Linked DNA regions of Homo sapiens: region 2 is linked to region 1. The links are chromatin contacts, found by Hi-C in ENCODE. All regions are on one chromosome and are shown on one strand. The core of a region is the stretch at or near the end of the contact, and the rest is flanking DNA. Distances in the headings are between cores, read along the strand shown.

Evidence for each region. A loop is a pair of places that touch in the nucleus more often than their neighbours do. Pooled maps may share reads with other maps.
Region 2: a map of dorsolateral prefrontal cortex shows a loop between it and region 1 (4-fold over the local background). The contact joins two enhancer-like sites. A Hi-C loop is called at or near these places in 2 of 168 maps with a recorded cell type or tissue (Caco-2 and dorsolateral prefrontal cortex), 17 of 37 single-sample maps with no recorded cell type and 8 of 50 pooled maps.

What each region holds. Positions count from the first base shown.
Region 1 is chr10:121,436,068-121,440,190 of GRCh38, forward strand. No RefSeq gene overlaps it. Among named protein-coding and RNA genes, the nearest start is that of FGFR2, 160 kb to the right of the region's middle. Within about 2 kb of position 1,749, at least 2 of the 41 ENCODE cell types and tissues checked have a DNase peak (open chromatin) inside an H3K27ac peak, as active enhancers do; they include dorsolateral prefrontal cortex, where a contact is called at or near this core.
Region 2 is chr10:121,521,539-121,525,339 of GRCh38, forward strand. The region is part of intron 6 of FGFR2 (fibroblast growth factor receptor 2); the gene reads right to left. Among named protein-coding and RNA genes, the nearest start is that of FGFR2, 75 kb to the right of the region's middle. Within about 2 kb of position 1,858, at least 10 of the 41 ENCODE cell types and tissues checked have a DNase peak (open chromatin) inside an H3K27ac peak, as active enhancers do; they include dorsolateral prefrontal cortex, where a contact is called at or near this core.

The DNA.
Region 1 (4,123 bases), core at 499-2,998:
CGGTTATTGTGGATCCAACGTTCTGCCTAAGTCGGATAAGAATCAGGATATGTCTCTTGACAGCCATTCTATGATGGGGCACTTGGTCTACACTAAGATATTCTTTGCTACATCTGGAGAACCCAAGGCTACTACTTCCCCCAACCAAAATAAGTAAATGGCAACCCCAAAATGAAATCAGAGAAACCAACCAGCAGAGAAACTCAGATATCCAACACCTAATCAGGAGTTAACTTCGTGATCTCTAAATACAGCTCACATTTTGAGAACCTTGGTCTCCATTATGTCAAATCCAGACACGGCTGGGTGCTGTTTTGGGCCTGGCATTTCTTGGAAATTGCACCTTCCAGTTCTTGCCGTTGTTTAAACTCCCAGGTATCAATATATTTGCATGTTGTTTGAGGAAAAATGCAACAGAAACCGCCACAGGGGAATCAGATTTGGAAAGAATAAGGGCAACTCCAGAACAACACCTTTCTTTTTAAAAAACCCAAATGGCAGTGCAAACTGATGCTATCATTCCACTGGCCTCTGCTTGAGCGAATACATTAGCCTCAGCTCCTTCTAATCTGGAGAGGTCACATTACCTGCTGGAAAGCAGAGGAAACCCTAAATCACTTGACGCCAGAAAAAATAGCCAGGAAAACTCGAGTGAGCAGAGGAACCACAGATCTCCATTTAGGAAAGGGTCTCCTTAACCGGTCAGCTTCGGAAGGGCTTTAACTAGGAGATCCTCCAGCAGGAAAAACAAAGGGCTTGGTGCTTTGCTAAAACAAAAACACACAAACACAACTCCCTCACCTTTCAACATAACACCCTAACCCATTGTTAGGTTCTGGCCACTAGGATTTTTTGCCCAGAGCAGAGATCTGATTACTGTTATCTCCACTTGCATAACTACAAATGTTATCATTACTTCTCAACTGATATGGCTCTGTTTTACAAACACAATGGAAGGCTGTATGTACACTTGCCCTCTCACCAGAAGGGCTGGTTTAAAATAGATGAAAAAAAGAGAGAAGAAAGAGGGGGCTGGGAACTGAAAGGCAGGCCTGCTGAATGAGCCTTTCAGAAAGAATTATGTGATAGGTTTTGTGTGTGTGCTTTTTAAAAACGCTGCTGCCAAAGCTCAGAATTGAAAAGTATGCAGTGGGCATTGTTTCAGAAACACAATGATTTATTTTGCTGGTTCATTTTCAAACAAGGGCTTTCTCCTTATTCCCTGAAATGTGTTTTGGGCCCAAATCTTCAAAATGTGAGGAACAGAAGTTATGCAGAGAGCCGGGTCCGATTCAAGATAAACAAGCATTATATTATAAATATGACAGTGGCATATCCCTGGCCTCCAAAGAGCCTCGTCTGTTTGCCCAGACTGCAGGCATTTTCTCCATCCAAAAAAAAAAAAAAAACCCCAAAAAAACCCAAAAAACAAAACAAAAAAAAACCTCACAGGGGTAGAAGCAGGGTTCCTCTGGTCAGCCTTCCTGGCTGCAGGGCCGGAGAGAGGCCTGGTCATTGAGCCCCTCAAAGCCAGAGCTTGTATACACAGGCTGGGTCAAAATCAGGAGTACAAGACATGTGGCTTCTTTGTTTTCCTGGTCCCATCCCACAAAGCTGAAGCCTCATCCCCGTTAATTCCCACTCTGTTTCCTCCAAGATTGCATGGAAGTTCCTGGAGGCTCACTCGGGCCTGGCTGTGGGAGGTAGGCCAGAGAAGGGGAAGGATCTGATCCTCAAGGGGGCCATCTGTCCACACAGCAGCTACTAGCAGGACTCTCCTGCCTCTGGCCCTCTGCCCACGCCACTCTTAGCCATACTGGACTGCAGAGTTTGCACCGTGAAGTGGGCAAAGCTTTGCTGCAGGCCCTCTCAGGTTGGGCCCCTTCTAGAACCCTTACTTGATTTTTTTAACAATATATTTTTTTAATTATAACTAATTCACATGCCATAAAATTCACCCTTTTAAAGTGGACAATTCGGTGTTTTGTAGTATATTTGCAGACGTGTCCAATGATCACACAAATTCCAGAACATTTCATCACCCCCAAAAGAGACACTGCCTGTATCTCATCTGAAATTTATCATTTCTAATTTTGTTTTCTAAAGAGGGTCTCAAATTGTTTAAACCTTAAGTCATCTAACAATTAAATTCACCTCTGGATTCAGAGACCTCCTGTAAAGCAGCCTCAGGTCAGCCTCCCTAAGATCACTGGACAGATCATTCTACTCCAGAACCAGAGACCCCGGGCGATGGGAGGCGTGGATGCCCTGGATCGCAGATCCCCGCCACCTGCCTGGGGTTTCTGGTTTTACCACCATTTCCCCAGGTCCTGGGCAGGATGCACAGTCCCCTCTGGAGGACCCAGCTAAACCCAACCTCTCTTGCTTCTCTGGGGCATCTCCCCAGTCCTGAGAGCATGGGGACCCCATAACCTAACTCTTCATCTAGTTCTCCTTTTAAGCCCAAACCACAAGAATTTGACTCTCTCATTCTCTGAATTGTGTCATCCCTTATCTGAGGCTGGGAGGAGAAAGAAGTAGCTGCCTCATCAAAGGTCACAAAATAACTGAAAGTAATGCTTGGAAGTTGCTGAGAACAGCCATGGACATCAGGCTTAAGTGGTACAGGGTTCACCTGCAGCAGAAAGGAGAAAGCAAAGGTACAACACCCAGCCGCTCCCCAGCTTTTGGTCCCCTAAGGCCATCGGATCTGCTCTGTAGCTGAGGTAGGTGATGGGGCTGCGTACAGCCTGCTTCATGCTGCAGTTGAAGAAAAGGACCCACTCTTCCCCTGTGGGGGGGATCACAAAATAACTGAAAGTAATGGTTACCAAAACCCCTCCAGGGCCAATTTATCCAATTACTCTCCTGATACACATGGCATAATACAGCTCCAGACTTGCAGCAATTGAAATGTCACTGCCTGGAGGCTGCTCCAAGCAGAGCCAAGGGTGATGCCAAGTGGCCTTGTAGCAGGAACCCTCCCTGAGATTCATACCCCTTCCTCAAAAAAGGAGGTGGCTTTATGAGCCATCTAAAAAAATTTTTTTTAAATAAAAAAAAAGGACCCAGGGCTCCTTTCCCCTTGACACTGCCACCTGAAGAAACAGTGGGGCTGGGAGCCATGGTTGCAAAGATGAAGCTCTGCTCAAAGAATCAGGGCCCAGGGGGTCCTGGTCTACCATAAAATCATTAATTTGGGGTTATATATTCACTTTCACACTCTGAACCTCCATTTACCACCTGCAACATGCCAAGCTACTTTGGTTGTAGTTCTCTAGTACTCCCTGGTGAGATCTCATCTCCCTTCAGGGATCACTTGATTTGTGTTTTTACTTGATTTCACTTAATTGAAAAGACTGAGAAATGGATGGAACACAAAGAAAGCCCAAAATTCCCCTTGGGTGGCCCAGGGCAAACATCTGAGGTCATTTGCTGCCCTGGAAGAAGACTGTCTGAATGATGGAGCCAGGCCAGGTGGAGGAGCCCCAGGTCAGCTTTCTATCCTGGGAAAGAGGAAAGGAAGCCAGCACTTTCCAGTCACTTCTACATCAGTAAATGGCAGGCCTGAGGTTGGAGCCATCACCAAGGGTCCAAATAGTGGTGGTGAGGGTAATGGTGACAATGATAATGGCAGCAGCTCCCCTGTGTTCCCTTGCCAAGCACTGTGCAGTGCAGTTCACATTCAGGACTTTGTTTACTTCTCACCACCATTTTATGATGCAGGTACTGATATTATCCCTGTTTTGCAGATGAGGAGAAAGCACATTAAAGAGGTGAGAACATTTGACCAGGGTCATACAACTAGGTATTGAGAGAGAAGCACTTTCACTCCGTCCACCTGCCTCTGGACTCTTGCTCTTAACCACTGCTCTACGCTTCCTCATCTGGGAAAGGCCAAGAACAGGCCATCCTCTGGTTCCAGTGCAGAGATGGCCTTCCCAGCCTGGACCAAGCAATGAAGTGGGTTTAGGCTTCCCTCATGTTAGGATTGAACTTTTATTGCTTTATTTTCTATGGGAAATGGATATCTGACCTCAAAAGTAACTATTAATATCTCAATTATCTAGGGGAGAAAATGCAACCCTACCTCACACCACATGGCCAAATAAATTCCATCTGT
Region 2 (3,801 bases), core at 608-3,107, 86 kb after region 1:
AAGTTTCTCAATGTCACTAATCATTAGAGAAATGCAAATCAGACGAGATCGGGCGCGTTCCAAATCAAAACCACAAGGAGCTATCACATGACACCTGTCAGGATGGGAAGAAAAAAAAAAAAAGACAAGTGTCGGCAAGGATGTGGAGACACTGGAACCCCTGCGCACTGTTGGTGGGAATATAAAATGATGCAGCCACCATGGAAAACAATATGGAGGTTCCTCAAAAAATTAAAAACAGAACTACCCTAAGATCCTGCAATCCCACTTCTCTATTTATCTAAAAGAACTGCAATCAGGATCTGCACTCCTATATTAATTGCAGCACCATTAACAATAGCCAAGAAATGGAATCAATCTAAGTGTCTGCCAAAGGATTAATTTTTACAATGTGGCTATATACACAACGGAATACTATTCAGCCATGAAGAAGGAGGAAATGGTGCAATATGTGACAACGTGGAAGCCATGATGCTAAGTGAAACAGGATAGTCACAGAAAGACAGACACTGCCTGACTCCACTGATATGAGGTATCTAAATTCATCGCATTCATAAAATCAAAGAGCGGAACGGTGGTTGCCAGGGGCTGGGACAGGGAAGGAAATGGTGAGTTGCAATCAAGAGGCATAAAGTTTCAGTAAAGCAAGATGAGCAAACTCTAGAGACCTGCTGCACAGCATCGTGCCTATAGTCAACAACAACGTATTGTACACTGAAAACTTAGTTGAAGACCAGGCGCAGTGGTTCATGCCTTTGAGCATAATCCCAGAACTTTGAAGGCTGACGCAGGAGGATTGCTTGAGGCCAGGAGTGTGGGACCAGCCTGGGCAACATAGCAAGATCCCTATCTCTACAAATAATACAAAAGTTAGCCAGACATGGTGGTGCATGCCTGTAGTCCCAGGTACTTGGGACTGAGGTGAGAGAATGGCTTGAGCCCAGGAAGTTGAGGCTGCAGTGAGCCACGATCATGCCATTGCACTCCAGCCTGGGCAACAGAGTGAGACCCCGTCTTAGAAAAGAAAAAAAACTTAGGTGAGATGGTAGTTCTCATGCTTAGCATTCTTGCAACAATAAAATGAAATAAAATAAAAAGAATTAAATAACCACCAGACCACCAGACTGCTACCTGATCTTGTCGTACAAACTTACTGGAACCTTCCTACACAGATCTGTCAAAAGCCACACAAAACACAATCATGTGTCCATACATGAATACAACTCCATCCCAACAGGCCTGCACTTACCAGCCTCCTCCCTCTCTTCCTCCCCTAGGTGTGGGTACCACTACCCTAACCTCCAGTGTTAAAAAACAACTGAGGGAAATGAGGAGAACTCAGCCAGCTCAGCACACCAAGGATGTCTCTGCACTGTACCTGAGAATCACCATGCACTGGGCTGGAAACAGCAAATTAGAACAATAGATATCTACATCATTGGACCTTTCAGATTAAAACATCATCTAGTGGAATTTGTTGGACAAGAGCCAGACCATGTGCAAATTGACTTTACTGCATAAGCCTGTTGCTGGTCTTTAAAAAGAAAGAAAAAGTGCTAGTGGTTACTCTTAGCACATTTCATTCCAGAATCTCCCATCACTTTACAGACATCTATGTTTTCACATTATAAAGATAAGGATACTGGAGCCGCAAAGAAATCATTCATCTGCCCCTATATTGCCCATGTAGGCTGAGCAAAGAACCTGAAGTTAAGACTTCTGGTGTTGGTGGGCAGAAAATCTCAAAGCTGGGCCCCTTCAGACGTCAGGTGAAACCCTTGCTCTCTGGCTCATACAATGACCCAGGGATGGGCCCCAGCAAGCCTCCTGGTCAGGCCTAGCAGCTGGCTGGACACCCCAGGGACCTGTCCACAGCGGGCAGTGACCGAGGTCTGATTTAATCCCAGCTGGCCTCATCCATGTGGGAAGGGCAGAGTTAAGTCCGCGCACGAACAGACACACGCTCCTCTCCTCCCCAGGCCTCCTACCAAGAGACTTCACAGCACGAGGGGAAGCTGTCCTCTGGGCTAGATCCTGCCAGACAAGGTCACAAACTATGCTCCTATGCACCTAGCAAATAGTAAGAAGGTTTATTCCTTCACACAGAAATGTGAACTTTAGTATCAATTCATGCCCTGGCTCCGTTTTCCAGTTTTGCACTTGTACATGCATGTGTGTGTGTAGTGTGGGTGCGTTTTAAGATAAATATTTACAGTGGGCCTACACATCTATTCTTAGAAACAAAGGTCATAAAATCTTAAATGTCATAAGCCAGATCAACTGAGTTTCAAACCAAGTCCTCTTTCTTAAACATATTTGTTTCTAATAAATCGTTTCACAAGTAAACATTGTGCATGCAGTACCAAACCATGATGCCCCGTGAACAATGAGTGCTTTCATCCCGCCTGACATCTCTGGCCTGCGCCAGGCTTCGGCAGGGAATTTAGTCACTGAGGCAACACTGGCAGGGCCCACTACAGAGCTGCAGTCTTGTTTTCCTTGTGGTCAAAGTGCTGCTGAGCTCCAGTTATTAAGTTATTCCAATGCTATCCCGGCTATGTATACACACACACACACACACACACACACACACACACACACACACACACCCCAAGTTTGCAATGGTTTAATGTTATTGCATTTGCAAATTACAGCATACCAAATGTTACACGCTTGCAGTCTTGAATTCATCTTTTCAAATTTTCTCACCTTATACAAAATAACCTCTTAACCACCTCCACTCCCCCTCCGCCCTTTCTCACTTCTGGTAGAAAAACTGCAAGCAGGATTGTTCTGTAATAGAAACCTTACACTGTCTTCCAAACTTATTACAGCTGCCTTCAGTATAAAATGAAACCTTAGAGAATGTTATTTAAAATGTTTTTAAAAAGTCAGTAGGTCTCATGTTTCATTTCTCCACATCAGGCTTTGATTTCCTTTGCAACCTTATTCTCTGCCCTTAAACAAGTCGGAGGAGGAGGCCTGGACGTCTTGGAAAAGGGCCCAGGATGCCAGCATCTGCCGAACGCTGCGCTCCTCCTCTCGAACCCTTCAGCGATCCACCACCCCTCGGAATCCCTAAGAACCTCAGAAACAGTGAACAGTAAGTGGATGACAGCGCCTGGACTCCTTTCCTAACTTCTGAAAAACCGAGGTGATGGCAGGGTGCAGATGGTGGACGAGGATGCAGGCTGGGCAGAGTGGGGGCCCCCTTCGTGGCCTGGCCCAGCGGGCACTACGGCAGAGACAAAGGGGACGATGACCCAAAGAGCTCATGTGTTCTCCCCACCAGGAACCTCCCCGGTCCCTGGGCAAACCAAACCCCTCAAGTTTGCAACTTTTTTGCAACAAACTGATATAAAAAGAATCCCCTGATGTATTATCTCTGGGCGAGAGACTAAAGCCCAGTGCTAGTTCATCTCTTCTTCTATGTGATAACAAAAATCACATCTTCTCCACCAGGAAGGACAGGAAGGATTTACAGTTTTAGGCAAGATTCTCTTCTAGCATGTTTAACTCTCAGATATTATATAAAACAGATTTTCCTTTTTACAAAGGGAGTGAGATAAACACATGGAAAATAGGCTGATGAGTAGCTCCTCTGTTTACTGTAATTTTAATTACATATATACACATATAAGAATAGACGTTCTGAGGTTCAGCAGGTTGCAAATGCACAGTGCATGGACCTGGAACAAGATGAGAACCTTCAAAAGAGTGATTGGAAGGTGGCTGTGTGAATTCCAAATTAAGACGGAATGGAAAGCAGTCCAAAGGGTGCGGCCACTGCTGCCGGGACAG